Linked DNA regions of Homo sapiens: all the other regions are linked to region 2. A link is a contact called in ENCODE Hi-C or POLR2A ChIA-PET data. All regions are on one chromosome and are shown on one strand. Each heading gives the region's core, a stretch centred on a gene start or an enhancer-like site at or near the end of the contact. The rest is flanking DNA. Distances are from core to core; before and after follow the strand shown.

Region 1 (5,359 bases), core at 303-2,802, 740 kb before region 2:
GGAAAAGATGGTCATCAAAAGACAATTAGCTTTTCTATCTCCTAGAAACAACTGCTCTTAAGACAACCTAGCGTTTTGGAAAATGCAGCTCTGGGTGGCACCTTTCGAAGCAATAAAACATACGGCAAAATTTAAGAGGAAACAAAGAGGATTAAATACATATTTGTATTCTCAATTAAAAAAACTACGGTTCTATCATCTTAATTATGGAGTTAAACGTTAAAGAAACAAGTTTGATATCATGCCACTTTTCGTTATACTTCGAGAACGGAATGCAATAATGGTTAGTAAGAAGGAAGTAAAATGCCTGTATCAGAAGTAACAGCCCAAACCTGCTGACCAAAAATATTAACTGGGAACTAAACACCACGGTGCAGATCTCCGACATAGAAACCTGGACAGGAACACGTTTTAGGTTAGGTTTTCCAGCGTGTAAATCGGGACTCCAACACGTTTCAGCGTCCACAGCCCAATCTGACACCTTCCCTCGCACCCATCCACCACGCAATAATTTTCCTTCTGATGTGAACACGTCAAAAGTCACCTCGGGCCCCCAACTGCCCCAGATTGCTCCCGATCGCTGCAGACGCCCGGCACCCGCAGGAACTTCCCTGGCCCGGGCCGCCCGCGGCGCAGAGCATCCCGCGCGGACACTGCGCCCTCGGAAGGACACGCAGGACCGTCCAGGGCGCAGACTCGTCCCCAACGCAGTCTCCACTCCCGTGGCACAGCGTCCCCTCCCAAGGCAGCCTCCCCTGCCCGGGCCCAGCCTCATCCCGGGCGCAGCCTGCCGTCCCCCGGCGCAGCGTCCCATGCCGGGCGGAGCGTCTCCCCAGGGACATAGCCTACCGTCCCCAGGCGCAGCCTTGTTGCCAACGCAGCCTCCCGTTCCCCGGCGCAACCTTGTACCCGGGGCAGCCTCTGGTCCCCGGGCGCAGCCTCGTCCCCAGCGCAGCCTCCGATCTCCAGGGCACACCGTCCCCTCCCCAAAACGCAGTCTCGGTCCCCAGGGCGCAGCCTCGTCCCGGCGCACCTGCCCTCCCCGCGGCGCAGCGCGGCGCATCCCACGCGGACTCGGCGCCCTCGGGAGGGGACGCGGGGCCGCCCGGGCGCAGCTTCCTCCGGGAGCCGAGCGCCGGAGCAGACGGGCGACCCAGGAGGGTGGGTGCGAGGCGGTGCCGCGGCACCCTCGCTTCTCCGCGGGCGCCCTCCGCTCCCGGGACGGCCCGCAGCTCCGGCCCCACCACCAGTCCCTGCCCGGCGCTTACATAAACGCCGCCACCGCGGGGTCCGGAGCCCGCGCCCGCCCGAGCCGCCGCGGCCCCGCGCCGCCCTCACCTCAGCCGCAGCCGCGCCGCGCCTGGTCCTCCGCACGCGCGCCCCACGCTTCGGCCGCAGTCTCGCGCCGGGCGGCGCTCTGCCTCGTTGGTTGTGCGCAGCGGCGCGGCGTGGCCGTGGCCTCGCGCGGCCCGGAGCCCCGGCCGCCAACCTGGCCGCTTGGCCGCCGCTGCCGCCGCCGCCGCCGCCGCCGCCACGGCCGCCTCAGCGCCTCAGCCCCGCCGCCGGCGGCTCCGCCCCCTCCCCGCCCCCGCCGGCCCGCCGGGCGCGCGCACGCCGAGGGGGCGGGGGCGGCGCAGCGACGCCGGACGTGCGCGCGCTGGGGCGCCCGTGTCTGTCGTGGGCAGCCGGAGCTGTGGCACCTCCCTCACGACCACCTGCGGCGGACGGGCGCGGGGCCGTTGGGGCTGGAGCGCGGCCGGAGCTGAGAGACCGCGGCTGGGCGGCTCCGGAGCGTGGGGCGAGAGCGCGGGACCGGCCTGGCGTCGCGGCGCCGCCCGCCCGAGCGCGGCTGAGGAGACTCTGCCCGCCTTCGTTTTGGGGACGGGGTCTCACTGTCGCCCAGACTGGAGCGCGGTGGACCTCCGAGCTCACGCGATCCTGCCGCCTCAGCCTCCCTGGTAGCTGGGACCGCAGGCGCCCGGCGATTGGCGTTTGCGTTTTGCGGAGGTGGCGTCTCGCGGTGCTGCCCAGGCTCCCGGGCCCCCGCGCTCCTCCCTGCAGCGGGCGCTGCCCCCGCCGAGCCCCCGCCGAGCCCCCGCCGAGCCCCCGCCGAGCCCCCGCCGAGCCCCCGCCGAGCCCCCGCCGAGCCACCCCTGCTTCTCCCTCTCCCGGAGTTGCCTGGGACACGCGGGTCCCGCCGGCCCCCTCTCCCCGCCCGTCATCCTCACTGTAGACTCCGGGAGAACCAGGTCGCGGCCCAGGACCCTGGCTGGACACGGTTCCCGCCGTCTCCTGTTTAGTCCGCACTGACACTAGCAGCTGCTCCAGTTACCAACGTTTAGGTGATGGTGGTTTTGTTTGATTTTTTTTGTTTGTTTGTTTGTTTTAGGTTGATAGTAAAAGCATTTTTTTATAGCATATGCAATAGACCTACTCTTCGATTTATCTATATTTACTGACTGTTCCACAGTTATACCAAGAAATGTTTACACAGATGATGATAAGCATATGTAGAAATGCAACGTTTTCACTGACCGGAATAACCAGCTCCAGGCTGCAGTTCTCTGCACGAAGATAAAGTTTGATAGGCAAACTTGGCAGCTCCTGACCGCGGCGACCTGAGCCCAGAGGAGCAGCCGGGGGCGGTGGGCAGAGCCAGGTGTGGACAAGCGGGTGGGTCCCGCACCTGGGTGGGGGAAGCGGCAGGTTCCAGGGTCAAATTGAGGTTGTACTAGCCCTGGCCTCCAAACCTCAGGCGGCCCACTCTGCCCTCGGCCTCTTTCCTCCCTTGTAAAGTGGGGAGTAAGAGACCATCGCAAGCCAGGGATGGGGTGGCGCACACTGTGATCTCAGCCAGTCTGGAGGCTGGGGCTGGGCGGTGGGGGGGTGCGGGTCGCTTGTGTCTCAGAGCTGGAGCTGTGGTGTGCGAGGCCGAGGTCCGCGCCTATAAATGGCCGCTGCGCTCTGGCCCGGGCAACACTGAGACTCCGACTCTGGAAAACAACAAAACTTAAAAGACGAACACAGATGGAAGTTTGGGAGCCTGGTATGCGGTAAGCACTCCGCAGGTGTCAGCCGCCAGCCCGCAGTCCCGGACAGGTCAGGGGAAGGCCCGCGGTATGCAGCAGGCTGCCGGCTTCAGTCACTGCCTGGTGGAAAACAAGCCTGTCTTTGGGGCCAGCCAGCTAACAAGTGAGCCCTTCACCCCATCTGAAGGCGAAGCACCCAAAGGGGCAACCGTGGACGGCTAAATAAAAATCAAGACTCCTGGGACGCCTTCTCGGGACACATTCTTAAAGAGATACGTGCCTGAGGACGTTGTGTGTATTTCTGTGTAACAGGCCACCCCAAACCTCAGAGGGCGAAAACCTCTCTTCACTGCTCATGACTCTGTGGGCCTGCAGCTTAAGCCGGTTCAGCTGGGACGGCTTGCCTCGGCTCCATGGGGTGTCTGCTGGGCCCACTTACAGGCAGGCGCCCCGGGCAGATCCGGGCCACATGTCACCCACCCACCGCAGGCTGGCCGGGCCTCCCTCCCGTGGTGGCTGGGCTCCGTCGGCAGCAAGAAAAAGCAAATCCCCATGGTGCTTCCCTCCATCTCCCCAGGAGGGTGAGATGGCCGGGGCCTGAGTGGACGTGAGGCACCGCACAGGGGACGGGCACGGCAAGCATGGTTCATCGGGGCTGTCACTGCAGAAGTCTTCCACAGGCCTTCGCTGAGGTGCGGGTTGGTGTGGGGAATACAAGGGAACTCCCCAGAATGGAGGCTGCTTGTGCAAGTTTCAACTTGTCCTTTTTCTCCCTCCAGAGCAGCAGAGAGCGGATGGCGCCCAAGGCCGGGACCCTCTGCTGCTCCCACAGGCCTCTCAGGCGGCTCTGCAGGACCAGCCAGCAGCCTCTGATGCTCCCTTCCTATTCCATGGCTTCAGGTGCCATCCTCTCCACAGAGACGGTTTCTATTGTGACGCTCTCCCTGACTTGGAAGAATGGCACTGGGAACATTCCCCTTGGTGCTGATGTCGGGGAGGAAAGCAGTTTCCAGTCGCCTGGGGCCAGGACATGGCGTTCCCAGCTGTTGTAGAGCATGAAGCACCAGGATGCCCATTCGGGTGCCTGCTGAGATCAGGCTCTTTGAGAAGGAATCCTGTGGTCGCCTGAGGAAGTCCAAAAAAATTTCGAGGACATCTCAGCCATCCATCCCCTGTTCACTGTGGAGGTTGAACACCGGGGCTCCTGGAGGGGGGCCCTGGGTCTCCACAGAAGTGCTGGCAGCCACCATCCACTTCCTGGCCTTCCGTGCCCGCTCCACCTCTGTTCTGTTGTTTACTGTCTCCTTTGTGGGAATTATGGAATAAACAATCACTCTGGTGTCCTGGAAAATAAACCTGATGCTGGAGGGCTTGAGTGTAGGAATCCAGCTGGGCTCCCACTGTCTGCCCCAGGGTGCGGAGTTAGGCTTTGCATAAGCATGTGAGATGCCAACCGCTATGAAATGTGGTCTACACAGCACCAAAAATCCATTTCCCACGTTTTCCCTTCAGTGCAGTTAAATGGCATGACCCTGTGACTGTCTCCCACGAGAAGAACTAAAAATTACGCTGGTCCTGCCAATGCCTACAGGATACGGTGGCACAAAATGATTTCCACGGTCTTAGGATATAGACCCAGGCCGACTCGAGAGATTAAGTGGATTTCAAACTGTGGTCTTGAGCCTTCTGGGAACTGCCCGAAAGGAGGGGAAGGCGCCAGCCTCGGAGTGGTCCAGCTGCCCGGCCTGTTCACACACTGGCCTTTCAGTTGAAGACAGTGTTCAAAGCTTACCCGTGTAAATGCCACTGATCTGTGAACCCCCTTCCTGTCATGCCCAGGGCCTGGCAGACTGTGGCTAGAACGGTGGGATCAGAGCAGTGGGTCACGTGACCTGCGCACGGGTGTGCTGGCCTCCCTGGGCCGCGGTGGCCAGGACAGCCTTCCTTTCCCTTTCCAGCCACACAGGGCAATCCGTGTGCTCAGATTTCTGTCTCATCAATTACAGAGCGAGCTGCCAACCTGCTGTGCTGAGACTGTGGCCTGGTCTTGGTCCTGGTGTCCTAGGGCTGATGACTGACCACAGCCTTTGTGCTTTTGAAGCCTATTTGACTATAGTCCTTGTGTGCAACTAAAAATGTAGCTTTAAACAATCTTGCTTTGTTTTAATTCTGCCCAATCTATTTGAGAAAGGACACTCACAGGTACTTTTTAGATTGTAGCCTAAAGTGGATTATTGATTTCCTTGTTTCTCAAACGTCAGGAGGAGCATAAAACTGCTAATAAGAGGTGACCAATATTCGGTGATACCGTGATTTGAGACATAATATTT
Region 2 (5,131 bases), core at 2,580-5,079:
CTTCCTAAAAAGTAAAAAACCAAGCTGTGCCCCGACCACCTTGGACACATGTTCTCAGGATTTCCTGAGGGCTGCGTCACGGGCCATGGTCATTCATATCTGGCTCAGAATAAATCTCTTAAAATATTTTACAGAGTTTGACTCTTTTTGTCAACACCACGATATAGAAGGTTAAATAAAACCCATCTGATGAGAATTTATGGTTTGTAGGGCATGACTGTCCATGCCCTTTAGGAATTTGGGCAAGATAAAAAAAGAAAAATCAGAGTTTAGTCCTCAATTACTTCAAGGCCGAGAGTGAGTTCTGGCCTTGAAGTAATCTTGTTGGAGACAGAATGAGGTGTCCGGTCCCTTTCAGGAGCTGACCCCTGAAGCTTCCAAGCAAAGAGATGACCAGATAAGTGAGCATGGTGTGTGCTTAACAGGCATCCAGGTAAACTAAATGTGCATAAGGCCTGAGAGCACAGGATGGGAACGGAGTGGAGGTTCACATTCCCAGGCTGTATTTCAAGATGGAAGGTAACACAAGCAGCTTGTCTCAGTTACATCTTCAGACTAGGGTGGAGGAGGAGGAAAGGGGAAAGGGGAAAAAGTTTTAAAACATGGTTTGAGGCTTAGCTGTGTGAAAGGAATATAAAGCTCAAGACCTTAAAATCACTAAGTCAAGGGAAAAGTCAGCTGGAAAATGCATCAGGCAAACCTGCCTCCAATTTTATTCCTAAATAAGATCGCTACAAAGATAAAAAGCTATGAAGCTCCCTCACAATTTGCCCACAAGGAAATTCCTTGTGGGCCTCAAGATCTTTACCCTCAAACAGTTCTGTTGAATTTCACCCTGGAATGTAAACTGATAGCTGATCTTCACAGGTGTGGGACAGGAGGTCATCCCCCTGCTCACCGGAGACACATGCCTATCTGTTTGCTTTCTCTGCCTTATTGTTTATGTAAAAATGCAGATTTACTAAGCTAGACCAAATTGTGTATTCAGTGAAAGGACTCAAAAGAATGCAATCTTTTGTCTCTTATCCACCGATGACCTGGAAGCTGGAAGCCTCCCTCCACCCCCACAACCCCACCCGGCCTTCAAGGTGTCCTGCCTTTCCAGACTGAACTAATGTACATCTTTTTTTTTTTTTTAAGACGGAGTCTCGCTCTTGTTGCGCAGACTGGAGTGCAATGGCACAGTCTCGGCTCACTGCAACCTCTGCCTCCCGGGTTCAAGCGATTCTCCTGCCTCAGCCTCCAAAGTAGTTGGGATTACAGGCGCCCACTGTCAGGCCTCTGAGCCCAAGCTAAGCCACCATGTCCCCTGTGACCTGCACGTACACATCCAGATGGCTGGTTCTCGCCTTAACTGATGACATTCCACCATAAAAGAAGTGAAAATGGCCTGTTCCTGCCTTAACTGATAACATTGTCTTGTGAAATTCCTTCTCCTGGCTCATCCTGGCTCAAAAGCTCCCCTACTGAGCACCTTGTGACTCCCACTCTGCCCGCCAGAGAACAACCCCCCTTTGACTATAATTTTCCTTTATCTACCCAAATCCTATAAAACGGCCCCACCCTTATCTCCCTTCACTGACTCTCTTTTCAGACTCAGCCCACCTGCACCCAGGTGAAATAAACAGCTTGATTGCTCACACAAAGCCTGTTTGGTGGTCTCTTCACATGGACACGAGTGAAACCCACCACCGCGCCCAGCTAATTTTTTGTATTTTTAGTAGAGACAGGGTTTCACTATGTTGGCCAGGCTGGTCTCGAACTCCTGACCTCAGGCCATCCACCTGCCTCAGCCTCCCAAAGTACTGGGATTATAGGCGTGAGCCACCGCGCCCGGCTTAATGTACATCTTATACATATATTTTTTCTTCTTTTTCCATCTTACACATATTGATTGATGTCTCATGTCTCCCTAAAAATGTATGAAAGCAAGCTGTGCCCCAGCCACCCAGGGCACATGTCATCAGGACCTCCTGAGGCTGTGTCATGGGCTTGTCCTTAACCTTGACAAAATAAACTTTCTAAACAGATTGAGTCCTGTCTCAGATATTTTGGATTCACAGCTGCTAAGCTGCTCGGTTACAATTGAAGGCTCATGGGTTAGGGGTTGTTCAAAGGTAGTTTGGTGAACAGGGGGCTAGGGCATGGGGAGTGCTGATTGGTTAGGTGCGAGATGAAATCTAGCTGTCCTTTTGGTCCTTTTGTGCTGCATGGCTTCTGGGTGGGGCCACAGGAGCTGTTGGCAAGACATTTAGCTGGATCCATCCGTGTGAGACATGCAAGAAACCTGCAAAGGTACAATAGTGATGTTACCTGCAGGAGTAATTGGGGAAGTAGCTTATCTTGTGACCTCCAGAATAATGGCTGACGAATGTTTACATCTGCATCTTAGTGGAATTCATGCTCCTCTATCCTTCTAGGCTGGTAGTGTAACCGCCCAATGGGTTCGCCTTGCCCACTGCCTAGACAGAACCGATTTATCAAGGCAACGGAATTGCAATGGAGAAAGAGTAATACACACAGAGCTGGCTGTGCAGGAGAGCAGAGTTTTATTATCACTCAAATCAGTCTCCCCAAGCATTCGGGGATCCGTGTTTTTAAGGATAATTTGGCGGGTATGGGCTCAGAAAGTGGTGAGTGCTGATTGGTCAGGTCGAAGATTAAATCATAGGGGGTCAAAATGAGTTCTGGCTGACTTCTGTCCCTGGGTGGGATCACACACATGGTTGAGCCAGATTATCCGTTTGGGTGGTGTCATCTGCTGCATCTGAATGCAGGGTCTACAAAATATTTCAAGCACTGACCTTAAGTTTTGCAACAGTGATGTTATTCCCAGAAGCAATTTGGGGAGGTTCAGACTCTTGCCGCCAGAGGTTGCATGGCCCCTAAACTGTAATTTTTAATCTCGTAGCTTAATTTGTTAGTCCTACAAAGGCAGACTGGTCCCCAGGCAAGAAGGGTTTTTTTGGGAAAGGGCTATTATCAATTTTGTTTCAGTTTAATCTATAAACTAAATTCCTTCCCAAGGCTAGTCTGGTCTACACCCAGGAATGAACAAAAGCAGCTTAGAGGATAGCAGGAAGATGGGGTGGGTGAGGAGATCTTCCCCTGTCATAATTTCTTCAGTTATGATTTTTGCAAAGGCGGTTTCAGTGGTCTCATTAGCTTTACAAAGGCTGTTTAGTTTTGAGGAAGGGCTGCTATCACTTAAACTATAAATGTCTCCCAAAGTTACCTTTGCTTATCCAGGAATAATTAAGGGCAGTTTTAAGGCCAAAGGCAAGATGGGGGTTGGCCAGATCTCCTTCAAGGCCAACCTTCTCTCACCGATACAATTTTTTGCAAAGGCGGTTTCAGAACGTCAGAACGCCTGTCTTAATGTAACTGTGGCCCATGTAACGATGTTTAGAGGGTCTTATCTGATTTCTAAAAGGTTGAAATGCTTGTAAGGGCTCTGCTGGACCTGCCCGTGCGTCTTTCCTATAAATGCGTCTTTTCTGTAAATGCTGGGAGGGAGGGAGACAAGGAATCAACACAGCCCCAGGGCTGCCCTGGGTTTATTCCAAGAGTTTGAATCGCGTAACTTGGAGCTGTGTAGCGCCCATGCCATCCACGCTAGGCCTGCGCTCAGAGTCAGGCCTAGGCACTCGGCCATGATGCGCGTCGGACCGAGCCCACCCCGCTCGGTTCCTGGGAGCAGCAGTTCAGCCCTCACTGGGCCGACTCGGGGACCGCCACCTGCACCCACCCTCTGCTCGCTGCGCGCTTCCGGGGTCGCGTTAGAATCGCGTCAGAGAAGGGCGCCCCAGGCCGCGCATGAGCAGGAGCAGAGCCAACGTGTCAGCGGCGCCCAAGCGGCCCCAGCGGGCTCGCGTCGCCCCGCTCTCCTCACCGAGCCGCCAATCGGCTCAGGATCCGCCCCTGACGACGCGGGCCCCGCCCCTGGAGACACGCGCCGCGCAGTCGTCACCCGCCCGGGATCAGGAGGCCGGGGGCGCCCGCCGGTCGGGCCTGGGCGGCCGCCATGAAGCTGACGCGGAAGATGGTTCTGACCCGGGCCAAGGCCTCGGAGCTGCACAGCGTGCGCAAGCTCAACTGCTGGTGAGGCGGGGCCTGGCCGCGGCCGCCCCGGGGTGGGGGGAGGAGCCGGGGCGGGGCGAGGGCGGAGCCGGAGGGAGGAGCCGGGGCGGGGAGAGGGCGGAGCCGGAGGGAGGAGCCGGGGCGGGACGAGGGCGGAGCCGGAGGGAGGAGCCGGGGCGGGGAGAGGGCGGAGCCGGGGCGGGGAGAGGGCGGAGCCGGGGCGGGGAGAGGGCGGAGCCGGAGGGAGGAGCCGGGGCGGGACGAGGGCGGAGCCGGAGGGAGGAGCCGGGGCGGGACGAGGGCGGAGCCGGAGGGAGGAGCCGGGGCGGGACGAGGGCGGAGCCGGAGGGAGGAGCCGGGGCGGGGCGGGGCGGGGGCGGAGTGGAAGGGGGGAGGGGCAGGGGCGAGGGCGGCGAAGGAGCCGCGGGTGAGGGAGGGGAGGAGGCCGGGGGTCGGGGTCGCCTGGGCCCCCCCCCATTTCCCGGCCCGCCTTTGCCCCGGGTGCCCTGTGGGCTGGGTCTGTTGTCTGGGGTTGCCAGCAGTCACTGGGACCAAGTCGAATAGGAGAGAGAACTGAGCTTTCCAGGACTGAGTCAGGAAACACGTTGGTAATCAGTACTGGGGGCGGCCGTTCCCAGGGTACTCCTAGCAGGTGACAGGAAGGGACGTGGGTGCGGTGGGACCCAGGCAGGCTGAAAGGCAGGTAATGCTGAGTCTCACTGAGCCAAGGAAGACCAGGAGCTTCCAGAAGAGGGAGCCTGGAGTTGAGGCCTGCAAGATCTCCAGGGTTCCCTGGGGACTCAGCAGAGTGACCGCGCCGTGTCAACTGGCCTCACCGTGCAGGCGGGTGTGGGGGTCAGCGAGAGCAGACGCTTCCTCCCAGGGGTGTCCGCAGACTGCCCAGAGTGAGCTCTTCCCTGTTAATTAAAAAGCTTTTCTCTCTGCCCTGGCATATCTGGTGTTTTGGCTACAATTCCCGTGTCATTTGCTTTCAATAATGCATTTCTTTGTTTTGCATGGGGTGGTCAGTACTCCCACTAAGCTGGGAGAA
Region 3 (5,691 bases), core at 1,593-4,092, 800 kb before region 2:
GGTAGCTCAGGTGGTACTATGCTAGCAGCAGAGGACAACTCAAACCTAGGGGGACTATCACCCTTGAAGGACAGCTCCATCCCCATTTACAGACTCTGGGAAACTTTTTAAATTCTTATGAGCTCTGAATATAAATTTGATACTAAACTGGAACATACATTGACAGGTATTTCTTTAAAGATTCTTAGGCATTATTTAAAAATAATGCTTTCTATAACTGGCTACTAAAAATAAAACAGAATGGCAATCCTTTGAAATATATTCTGTAAAACCACTACTACATATTTAGATCATGAGAGTATAGGCTAATTTTTTGCATTTTAACATAATTATTACCTATTTGGAATATTAAGCTTAAAACAATAGAATCATAAAATTATGTTACACAAAGACTACACAGCAAAGTCACAACTTTTTTTTTTGAGACAGGGTCTCGCTCTGTCGCCCAGGCTGGAGTGCATTGGCACAATCTTGGCTCATTGCCACCCGTCTCCTGGGATCAAGCAATTCTCCCACCTCAGCCTCTCGAGTAGCTGGGACTACAGGCATGTGCCACCATGCCTGGCTAATTTATTTTTACTTTTATTTTTTGTACAGACAGGGGTTCACCATGTTACCCAGACTGGTCTCAAACTCCTGGGCTTAAGCAATCCTCCTGTCTCAGCCTCCCAAAGTTCTAGGATTATAGGCTTGAGCACCACACCTGGCCACAATTTTTAGAATTGCAAAAGATGTACAAAACTTCTCATTCCATAACACAATCAGCCCCTTCCGCAGACTTAATTTATTATATCAAATTTATAAATTACTTGATAAAATTTTATTTACAATTCAGATCACTCACTGAATTAAACCAGCTATAAGTATTCCATCTCATTGCTTCACAGGTCCTCTAAATGGTAAAAATGAAGCCAGGGAACAGAAAGCTTTCTGAAGGAAACTGGCTTCTGGACGCACACTGGAATGCACACACACATACACTCACGCACACACACACAGATGGTGTAAAGACAAGAGGTTTGTCCTGGTGGCCACCGCTCAGAACGCCACTGAGCCTCCTCCACTGAGTCTTAGAAGCGGCCCTACAGCACCATCTGCTGTTCTGCAGAGGTCACTCAACGCTCCACACCACAGCAACCAAGCCAGGAGCCACCCAGAAGCTACAAGGCATGGGCTGCCAGGGGCGGACCTGTACCTCACAGCCTGGTCTAGGTGCTCTGCTGAATACAAACCATCTGATGGGACATCAACATCAGACAAGGTCGCCCTGGGCCCTGATGGGTAGGACATCTGCACGGGGTAAGAGGAAACTTTTTGGGGTAAGAATATTCTCTACCTCAGCTGCTTGGTGGTGTGGCACTGGCATACATTTGTCAGAATATATTAGAGTGCACACTTTAGAAGAATGATTTTTGGCTGGGTTGAGGTGGGTGGATCACCCGAGGTCAGGAGTTTGAGACTAGCCTGGCCAACATGGCAACACCCCATCTCTACTAAAAATACAAAATTAGCCGGGCATGGTGGCGGGCGCCTGTAATCCCAGCTACTAGGGAGGCTGAGGCAGGAGAATCGCTTGAGCCTGGAAGGCAGAGGTTGCAGTGAGTAGAGATCATGCCATTGCACTCCAGCCTGGGTGACAAGAGCGAAACTCTGTGTCAAAAAAAAAAAAAAAAAAAAAAAAAAAGAGTTTTATTGTCTGTACATTTTACCTCAGTAAATCCAATTTTAAAAAAATCAAGAGATCCCAGAAGAAAACAAATTCTATAAGAAAGGTAAGTCTCAATTTGAAATAAAATAGAAAATACACATATTTCAAGAAGAATGAATTAAATGGGTTCCAAGAAACAGAATGAATAAGCTGGAAAAGGCTGGCGATAGCATAAGAAAGGCAGTGGTCCCTCTCAACAAGAGAACACGGAGAGGCAGAAGTGCTGATGCTCAGGGCCCACGGGCGCACGCGGCCCCACACTACCACTCACCACGCTCGCTGCGCCCGACAGGCACCTTCCCTGCCCCACGTGACAGAGGAGGAAGCTGAGCATGGGAGTTGAGACACTTGCTCGACCGCTGGATCCAAACTCAACTCCATTCCCCACTCTGCTCTACCACTCCATGCCAGGCAAGAATATGGGAAAAAGAGAAAACGGAGCCAAAAAATCAAGGAAACCAGGAGAAAGAGAAAACGGAACCAAAAAAATCAAGGAAATCAGGAAAAAGAGAAAACAGAACCAAAAAATCAAGTATACCAAATCCAAGTATAAAGCAAATTAAACTGTGGCATGACTTTCAGCAATCGTCATAATAATATAAGTGCCATTTATGAATTTGGAACTTTGATTGAACCAAGGTTACAGAACAGAAGAAGTTTTCTACTTTGGTAACACAGAAGACAAACAAGGCTGGGAGCAGTGACTCACGCCTGTAATCCCAGCACAGTGGGAGGCTGAGATGGGTGGATCACCTGAGCCCAGGAGTTCAAGACCAGCCTGGGCAACACAGCAAAACCCCGTCTCTACAAAAACTACAAAAATTAGCCAGGCATGGTGGCATGCGCCTGTAGTCTCAGCTACTCAGGAGGCTGTGGCAGGTGAATCGCTTGAACCCGAGAGGCGGAGCTTGCAGTGAGCCAAGATTGTGCCACTGCACTCCAGCCTAGGCAACAGAGCGAGACTCTGTCTTAAAAAAAAAAAAAAAAGAAGACAACAAACTGACAGAGGTCAGACAAACTGACACCACCGAGGAGCTGAGGGCCAGATAAGTGCTTCTGCTGCCTTCCATGCAGGAAACTGAGAGGCCGCCCAGGGCCCACAGGCCACGAGCACATGGGCCACTCAGTCTCTAGGATGACCAGCAGGGGGCGTGGTTTCAGGCTTGGTAAGCTGATCCAGTGCTCGTCCTGAAGCCCTTTCCCCTACCCCTCTACCAAGGGTGCCACAAAAATGAAAGGCTCATTTTCTGTCTCTTTTGTGACTAAAGCTGGCCACAAAACACACTTCTTGCCAAGGAGAAAGACACAGTTCTGGTGAAAGACAGGTGAAAATATGCTGAGGGCTTCCACAATGTCTCTGACAAAAGGAATAGACAAGAGCTCCACGGCCTGCTCCTTCTCAGTTGTTCCTGCCTTAAACACAGAAGTGGTGTCTAAAGCTGCTGCTGCTGTACTGCAGCGATACTCACCCAGAGCCCTAAGATGGCTGAACTCTGGACTAGCTCTAGCAAACTCCTCCCTCTGGATTACTTACGACATAAGAAGTGCGTATATACATCCAAGGTGTGTAAGATACTGTGAGTCATGCTGTGACCTTCACCCAGAATCAATCCTAAATGATACAGGAAAAGAAGGTTGGAGAAACGTCACGGAGCTAAATCCTCCTCCATGTGAACTAACAGTGCACAGTTAATGTCTAAAGTTCATAAATCAAACAATAGCAAGTGCAGGATGCAGCCCTTTCTCTTGGTTAAGCTCCTATTATGTTGCATCTCTGTCACTTATAGCCAATCCTAATACTAATTAATATAGAAATACAAATATCTAAAATGCATTTTAAAAAATCAGTGATGCCACTGAGGAGGGCAAGAGCTATACTCTATCGCTTCTCATCAAAAGCCCTTCTAAGTTTGAGGGCATCACTCCCATAGAAATTGAAATTAAGCACAGGTCTGCCCTTTTCCTGCCCCCAGCAGGCCCAGCCTCTCCCTCCCCTCCAGCCCACCAGGCTTCTGGAGTCATATCCAGAGCCCCTCCTGCCTGGGGTGCCCACCTCCCATGCCATCTCCCTGGAAAACAAACCCAGCTTTCCAGACTTGCTGCAACCCTACATCCATGAACTCTCCTGCCCTGCCTCCTGGGCACACCTCCTTCCATCCCCACTTTCCTCACAGTGCCACCATCATCACAGGCTTCCTCCCCTCCACACCCACCAGGCTGTTCACATGCAGTGGGCAGAGACTGTATCTGAACCCTCAGAGCCTCAATCAGGGGCAAGGCAGAGGCCAAGCTCCATCACTGAACGCAGACATCCTCACACCGTCCTCTGAAGAGACTTCAAATGTTTTATTTTAAATCGGATTGATGGGCCTTCACACATCAGGGGACTGTTGGTCACTAAAGCACAAAGCTCCTGGCACACCCGAAGGGCCACCCACGTACCCTCAGACCAAGGAAGGGCAGCCAAGGGGCAGGAATGGCCAAGAGCCCCATCCCCACCACCAGCATGGCGATGGCGTAGGTTAAGAAGGGGGTCAGCAGTCATCAGTCTTCCAGAACTCTCGACATATCAGGATCACAAGCGGCTGCAGGCTGGAACCTCAGCCTCCAGCACCTTACACAGGGGAATCTGCCCACAAGAGGGAGCTGCTGTGTCACTCCGAGTCCCTCCATGTAGAAAAAGCCTTTGGGAACTACTGAACAGAAGTAAATTCAGATTGTCCTGGATCTACACGTGAATCTTCTCACTTCTTGCCTTTTACACACACACCAGTCTTCAAGGTCTGGATTCATTACTTTTAGTTTAGTCATGCTCAGAGCACAGCAAAGCTAAAAGAAAATTACCAATTTCTAAGAACTTCAGATATTTATGATTTTACACCCAACAGTGTGTATTTTGTTAAATTCTTATCTATTCAAGTCATACTTCTGTGGTTAATTGTGTACTTCTTCAGAACCTTAAAGCCACATATAAACTGGGAATCCAACCACTTCTTAGGAATTTTTTTAACTTGATGCTGTTTAAACCAAGCTTTACTCAGATTATTTTTTAAGTAGAAAACAATCCCAAGTCACAAACTCCCTTGTTCCACACCTACCTACCAGTGTCCCTGGCCCCTGTGGACACCAGCTGGGGGCGGGATTCTCCCTGCAGCGCACACACCAAGCAACCTGGGGGAGAGCGGCAGGGTGCCTCCTCTGGGTGCGGGGACACCCCTGCTCTCCCAGCAGCCGCTGGCTGGTGGGGCAGCTCTACTGTTTTCTACCCCCGCCAGCTGTCCCCACAGGACTGGTCTGTCCCCACATTTGTCCCCAGGCCTCGGTCAGTGCCTCCCCACAGGGGCTCAGTACATGTTTGTTGTTAAAGGAATGATTCTCTCTTGAGCGCTGCTACAGGTTCTGAAACATGGTGCCGGGCGTAGCAAACATCACGACTCCACAGCCCACTTCACAAGCAGCAGTTCCACTTGTCTGCACCACTTGACGTTATTTTCCCTAAATCTGGTGTATCTGTAGTTCTTCCCTGTCATCTCAGCTTAGGCTGAGGCCCCAGGTCTGAGGAAGAAGAATGCTAAGGGTCCACATGTTTTTAAGAGCAGGGTCTCCCCACCCATCATGTAGAGCTTGCTGGAAGCCTGGAAAGCCTGCCCTGCTGTCCCTCACTCATTCCCGCACGAGGGCACCTGACAGGAGGCCAGAACCAGAGCTCAGAGACAGTGGACCTGTCCTAAGAGAGCGAGTCCTCACAGCAGCTGGCCACCAAGAAGGGGAGGGAGTTCGTGGTCCTCCACTCCTTCCCCTGGTTTTACTCCCCTCCCTCCGATCCCTCTGATCCCTCCCACCCCCATGGGCCCAGGGACACCACAGGATGAACACAGGCGCATATGACTCACATTGTGTCCCTGCTCTGATGCTGCCTAGTCCCGTGGCTGCTGGCGGCCTCTAAAATTAGAAGGGTCTTTGGAAAGGGGCTGTGCATGGTC
Region 4 (5,883 bases), core at 2,435-4,934, 530 kb before region 2:
TGCAGTGGGCGGATCACCTGGGGTTCAGAGTTTGAGACCAGCCTGACCAACATGGAGAAACTCCATCTCTACTAAAAATACGAAATTAGCCAGGCATGGTGGCGCATGCCTGTAATCTCAGCTACTCGGGAGACTGAGGTGGGAGAATTGCTTGAACCCGGGAGGCAGAGGTTGCAGTGAGCCGAGGTAGCGCCATTGCACTCCAGCCTGGACAACAAGAGCGAAACTCCGTCAAAAAAAAAAAAAAAAGAACAAGTCAGTATGTAAGACAACTGTCTTTGCATCAGTTGGACTCTCAGTGTAGCCCTGAGCATGGCTGTCTGTGTGTATTGTCTGCCTTCCCAAGTAAAGGTAAAGAGAAATCAACACTTTCACACACAGAACTACTGAAGGATGTGCTAATAAGTCCACTACACTAAAGGACTTTGATCGGGGTAGCCAAGAGGATTCTTCCAGTATCAGTGGAAGACTCTGACCATATTTGATCAAGTACTGCCTTTAGTAGGTTTTGTAATTCTTCATTATTCAATAATTCAGTGTCTTCTAGGGCAATTAGGGATCGCAATTGGGTTAGATTTTGAAACTTTTTTTATGTCTAGTAACTCAGCTTTCTCATCTAATTCTAAATACGTCTTCCCCCTTTGGGAGAAAGAAACGTGGATATTGTAATTCTAAGAAGTCTCCTTTTATAAGATGGCTGGCAGCTGATAGAACCAGAAGGAAAATGTGAGTCCCTTGTAAAGGACCTAGTTGAAAAGCTATAGGCTGAGATTTACGTGCCGTTACAGGCGTATTAGTGACACCTACCCTTTGAACTTTTTTTTGACTCCAAGGAATGGAACCTTGTAACAAGATGGGATTTATTACAGAAAACACGGCTGCTCTATCAGCAAAAGCTTATGTCAGCAATGGGAACTCGTGTTAACTATTTTAAATAATTTTTATGGCCAGGCGTGGTGGCTCACGCCTGTAATCCCAGCACTTTGGGAGGCTGAGGCAGGTGGATCACAAGGTCAGGAGTTCAAGACCAACCTGGCCAATATGGTGAAACCCCATTTCTACTAAAAATACAAAAATTAGCCGGGCGTGGTGGTGCGTGCCTGTGGTCTCAGCTGCTCGGGAGGCTGAGGCAGAGGAGTCGCTTGAACCTGGGAGGCGGAGGTTGCAGTGAGCCAAGATTGAGCCATTGCACTCCAGCCTGCGCAACAGAGCGAGACTCCGTCTCAAAAAAAAAAAAATTATTTTTCCCAAAGTAGAGGCAGGGTCACACACTCGGGTATTTAAATTCTCTGGGAAAACCAGTGGGGTCCTGGTGAGCATCAGGAAATTCCTTGATTATACTTTTAAGTTCTACCTTTGACCATAACTCATGAACTAGGGCACATAGTTGTCCCCTATGAGAGACACTGGCTGTTTGAGCAATGGCCCCAAAACAGGAGGAGGAGGAGGAAGAAAGGTGGGTCTGGGCGAGGTAATTCAGACAACAAAGGATAAAGAGAAGGAGCTGAGGGAGGAGGGGGAGAAATTTCAGTAGTCTTTTTTAAATTCAGAAATTATTTTAGATAATTTTTGTTTTTCTCTCATAAATACCTTTATTAGAACTTCTTTTGGATGCTTCCAACTACCATAAAAAATAACTCTCCCAAAGATTCCGTTTTATCCTAGAGCCAGCGTTTTCCAATTGAGCAAACAAGTAAATTACCTTGGTGTTCCAATGGTACCCGGCTTTGGTCACTGAAATGTTTTTTCTCAAGTTACGTGAGACCATTTTTCTAAATATAACGAGAGGTGGCACCATAAGCACTGCACAGGAAACCAGCTGGAGTTTCCAAAGATGGGTCCTCCCTGAAGGAGAAAGACTTGTTTTGGATGGACGATTGCCTATGAGTTCTCTTAAGTGACAAAAGACTGTAAGGGAAAATCTGGTTACTCAAGAAGAAAGTTTAGACATGTCAAATTGAACTCAGCTCCAGAGCCTGGCCAGTTTTAAGGATTACAAATTTTGCTTAAGCCACGATTCGCTGCTTCTTTTCAAAGAGAAACTGCTTTCCCCTTCTCCAAATCTGAAGGACAAAAAAGGTTGCAAACTTTAGCAAGACGAACAAAACCTTAACCTCGAAGGATAGTGTTAACCACACACCTGCAAACAGCTGACTCTTTGGAGAAATAACAAACGAAACTCTTGCCTTAAAACCAAGCCTCAACTCCAGCCCTATCAGGTGTGGACCTGGGTAGGCGGAACAGAGTCTGAACCTCAGCCCTGGGAGGCTGCCAGAGACCCCGGCCAGGTTCCCAGGCGGTCCGGTGAACCAAGGCCGCTCCGCGGGTGCCAGCGCTCCGAGTGCCAGAGAAGTGGCTCGGATCACAAGAGGCTGGCTTCGGAGCCATCTGCAGGCGCCCAAATCCCAACCTAAAATCACCACAGGGTCAGAATCTAATGTAAGGGGGGGTTATTCAAAGGCAGTTGGAGGCTGGCCCACCCGGAAACACCGGCTCCAGAGGAATGGAGTCCGCCCTCGGAAGCGGGGAGGGGAAGGGTGCCCTCGGGCAGGCAGAGGCGGAGGCTTTTAGCAGGACCGCGGCGTCCTTCCTACGAGGTGGGCGCAGTCCTCGCGTTTGATGGACGACGGGCAGTGCCTGCTTCAGGGAAGGGTGCGGCAGTCACGGTTTCCCGTCTTCTGGTCTAAGCAGTGCAGAAAACAGGGAAGTTCATCTACAAGGGTCATGAACTAAGAAGGCAGGAGGTTTCTGTCCCCGGCACCGGCGAATCCCGGACCCGAGAAAGGAGCTACGGGCGCACAGAAGCGGGCGGCCCCGGCTCTCGCGGGGCTTAAAGCGCGCAGTGTGTTCGGGTTCACACCTCTAAATGTATTTTTGCCATTTCTTAAGTAGCCTTAAAAATGTCCGTCACTATTTAGTCCTTTTATCAACCGAGGGGCCCGGAAGGCCGCAGCGAGGGCGTCGGCGAGAAGCCATGGAGGAGAAACGGCGCTTCTCTCGGGAGTTTAGGTGGCAGCTTCAGCAGCACACGTTTCAGCCCATTCTGGGGCCGTTTCTAGTGTGGTTAACGTACAAAAATAAACAAATCCCCTAAAAGTCCCACGCGGACATCGGCGGGAGCCCAGGGCCGGACGCCGCGGTGTGGAGCGAGGGCGCCGGCGCGGACTATGAGGGCCCACCGCGCCTCGTCCAGGGCTCACTTAAGAGCAGCGTGAGCAGCGCTTGGGACCGCCGTCCGGGACGCCCGCAGCCCTTTAGGATGGAGGCCACCGTGACCTCCGCCACCGAAGCACCGCGCTCCCCTAGTCCCCTCAGCCGGTCGCCGTTCCCCGCCGCGCAGGCGCAGGAGCCGCGGCGAGCCCCTCGGTCACGCCTCGCCCCTCGGTCACGCCTCGCCCCTCGGTCACGCCTCGCCCCTCGGTCACGCCTCGCCCCTCGGTCACGCCTCGCCCCTCGGTCACGCCTCGCCCATCCGCGCCGCGCAGGCGCACTGAGCCTCAGCCGCTCTCCTCGCTACCAGGCTCCTTTCCTCTATCGCGCAGGCGCACTGAACCTCAGCCGCGCCGGGAGGCGAGCCCGTTGGCGAGGGGCGGGGCAGATGGCGAGGGAGCGGGGCGAGCTGCTTTTTGAGGCTGCGCACTCGCATGGCCCCACCTCGCAGGTCCACTTCCGGCGCCGCGGCTGTTCCGGGCGGAGACCGCTTGTGCTGGAGTCGGAGTTGTAACGCTCCACTGACTGATAGAGCGACCGGCCGACCATGGCGCCCGGAGTGGCCCGCGGGCCGACGCCGTACTGGAGGTTGCGCCTCGGTGGCGCCGCGCTGCTCCTGCTGCTCATCCCGGTGGCCGCCGCGCAGGAGCCTCCCGGAGCTGGTGAGGGCGCCGGGGCGGGCGGGGCCGCGAAGGGGGCGGGGCGGCTGGTGGGTCCAGGTCGGGGTCGGGGTCGGGGTTTCGGCCAGGGCGCTGGGCTCGGCGGGCGGCCTGGGCCCACGGTCGCAGGCAGCGCCCCGACGGAGGCTCCTCGAGGGTCACGCCCGTTTGGCGGCCGCGGGAGCTGCCGTCGCGGCTGGGGCGCGGGCAGGGGAAGAGCCGTCTTTGTCTTTGTCTTTGTTTTGTCCAGTCGCTGCGGCCGCTCCTCGCGCGTGGCCTCGGGTTGGCCCTCGCCCGGCAGGCGGGACGCTTGGCACCTGCGGCCTCCCTTAGCCTCACTGCGACCCCAAACAGCACTCCTCGGGTTCGATCCCGAGCCGGGAAGCCGGCTCACGACGTGTTCGAGGTCGCACAGCTGGTCGGGGGCAGGCCGGGATGGCGGCCGCAGGCCCCTGCAGGGTGATGGGGCCGCGGCCGGTGTGTCTCTACAGCCGCCGGCGTTCACGCCGCCACTCCCTCCCGGCCGCAGTTCCACGCACAGCAGCGAACGCTCGCACTTATGCCTTAGAAAGGAAGGCGTCCCCAAAGCCAGGCTGTAGCATCTGATTTTGAAGCAAGCTGATTGCGGTTCTACGCTGTCCAGACGCGCAGGTGGCATTCTTCATCGTTTATCCCGTCTGCACCAGGCCCTGCGGCCACAGTGGTGACCGACAGCCAGAGCTCCTATCCAAGAGGAGCTGAGTCCCCGGGAGGCTGACCAAGAAAGAAGCAGTGAGGGCGCGGGGGCTGGGGGAGGAAAGTGCATGACAGGAGACTCAGAGTTCCAGAAACCGGCAGTGTTTATAGAGGGTGGCTTCCTGTGGGGCTGGGCCTCCAGGGCCTGGTGGGCTGCGGGAAAATCCAGCAGGTTCTAAGCTGGAGAGTGTCATGGTTGGACCTGTTTCACAATGTCATGCTGGCTTCCGTGTGTGGAGTTTCCAGGTGACCACTAGTGGTGGGGAATAGTGCCACCTTAACTTCAGTTTCCTGACCCTTACAATTAGGGTTGACCTGGGCCCAGCTTGAGGGGCTAATACTTTTCTCAGCTCTTGTTAGCCCAGGCTCTGTCAGTGTCTGTTTAGCATAGTAGAGCACCTTTTCTTTTTGTGACCTTATGGAATGTTTATTCCGATGCAGGATTATTTGTGTTTCTTCTTACCTGCCTCCAAGTGTGCTTAGGGTTTGTGACGTTAGCAATGCAGCTGCCTTGAAGTTTGTTAGTCAAGGAGGCCAGTGGGACTGTACTGGGAACTTTTGGCCCAGATTGAGTTCTAAGCGCAAATGTGCAGTGAATACGTTTCCACAAACAGAATGGGCGTCTGCAGGCAGAGTGTGTGATTCACTGGCAACTGTATCAGTGGCTCGGGGGTGTGTTTGCTTGCATTGTGAAAGCGGGAGTGTCAGGAAAACAACCATGAGGTTTTGTTTGACTGTGATTCCTCCTGCTCTGCACTGCTGAAGGGTGCAGAGATGGGTGTGGACGAGTGGAGTGGACAGTGTGGGAATTAATCCGGAACTGCCATTCGGTGTGTCAGCTGAAAAGCCATTCGGTGTGTCTGCACTTGGAGGCTGCACTTGCTTGCTTCCACTTATGGTAATCACCAAGTCCTGGTGGGTGGACTGTTGTTTCTCTCACTGGGGACCCCTTGGAATAGGAAGAATGGTGCCGTGTCATGTTGGCATTCACTGCCCAGGCGCCTTTGGTGTCTGCGTGCCCCTTGTCCTTGGAGAGAGGGGCTATTTATAGCCTGGAGAACTCCCCTCTTCCCACAGAGTACTTGCTTGGTGTGAGATTTTTACTGCTTGTCATGGTTACAGGAATGTGACCGCAGTACTGATGTTTAAAACGTTTTGTCTCCTTTACAAGGACACTGTGTGAATTTAGAGAATACATTATACCAATCCAAATCCAACACTTTTAAGCATCTTTTTATGTGTTTTGATGGAGGAGAGACATTAAGAACCCATGGTGTAT

Evidence for each region. A loop is a pair of places that touch in the nucleus more often than their neighbours do. ChIA-PET counts read pairs that join two places held with the same protein, here RNA polymerase II (POLR2A). Pooled maps may share reads with other maps.
Region 1: a pooled map shows a loop between it and region 2 (14-fold over the local background). The contact joins the promoter of ADARB1 here to the promoter of CFAP410 in region 2. A Hi-C loop is called at or near these places in 6 of 50 pooled maps.
Region 3: a loop to region 2 is called in a map of gastrocnemius medialis, with 5 times the contacts of the local background. The contact joins the enhancer-like site here to the promoter of CFAP410 in region 2. A Hi-C loop is called at or near these places in 2 of 168 maps with a recorded cell type or tissue (gastrocnemius medialis and psoas muscle) and 2 of 50 pooled maps.
Region 4: a map of CD8-positive, alpha-beta T cell shows a loop between it and region 2 (13-fold over the local background). The contact joins the promoter of PTTG1IP here to the promoter of CFAP410 in region 2. A Hi-C loop is called at or near these places in 10 of 168 maps with a recorded cell type or tissue (CD4-positive, alpha-beta T cell, CD8-positive, alpha-beta T cell, Caco-2 and 6 more), 16 of 37 single-sample maps with no recorded cell type and 25 of 50 pooled maps. POLR2A ChIA-PET finds 5 or more read pairs at or near these places in 4 of 52 experiments (AG04450, CD4-positive, alpha-beta T cell, CD4-positive, alpha-beta memory T cell and 1 more).

What each region holds. Positions count from the first base shown.
Region 1 is chr21:45,070,773-45,076,131 of GRCh38, reverse strand. ADARB1 (adenosine deaminase RNA specific B1) reads right to left here and starts at 1,552. Exons shown (of 11, transcript NM_001112.4): 1 at 1,339-1,552. It overlaps LOC105372836 (a long non-coding RNA gene), which reads left to right and starts at 2,391. Exons shown (of 5, transcript XR_937796.3): 1 at 2,391-2,659. It also overlaps the pseudogene SSR4P1. RefSeq lists silencers at 1,599-1,798, 1,819-1,908.
Region 2 is chr21:44,338,088-44,343,218 of GRCh38, reverse strand. CFAP410 (cilia and flagella associated protein 410) reads left to right here and starts at 3,829. Exons shown (of 7, transcript NM_004928.3): 1 at 3,829-4,101. The coding sequence starts at 4,025. RefSeq lists enhancers at 502-1,145, 1,146-1,788, 3,651-3,870 and silencers at 3,871-4,240, 4,541-4,660.
Region 3 is chr21:45,135,927-45,141,617 of GRCh38, reverse strand. All of the region lies in intron 2 of ADARB1 (adenosine deaminase RNA specific B1), which reads right to left. Among named protein-coding and RNA genes, the nearest start is that of ADARB1, 64 kb to the right of the region's middle. RefSeq lists an enhancer at 2,650-2,944. Within about 2 kb of position 2,842, at least 5 of the 41 ENCODE cell types and tissues checked have a DNase peak (open chromatin) inside an H3K27ac peak, as active enhancers do.
Region 4 is chr21:44,871,491-44,877,373 of GRCh38, reverse strand. It overlaps PTTG1IP (PTTG1 interacting protein), which reads left to right and starts at 3,684. Exons shown (of 6, transcript NM_004339.4): 1 at 3,684-3,872. The coding sequence starts at 3,758. RefSeq lists enhancers at 2,727-3,404, 3,562-4,062, 4,063-4,563 and a silencer at 3,321-3,970.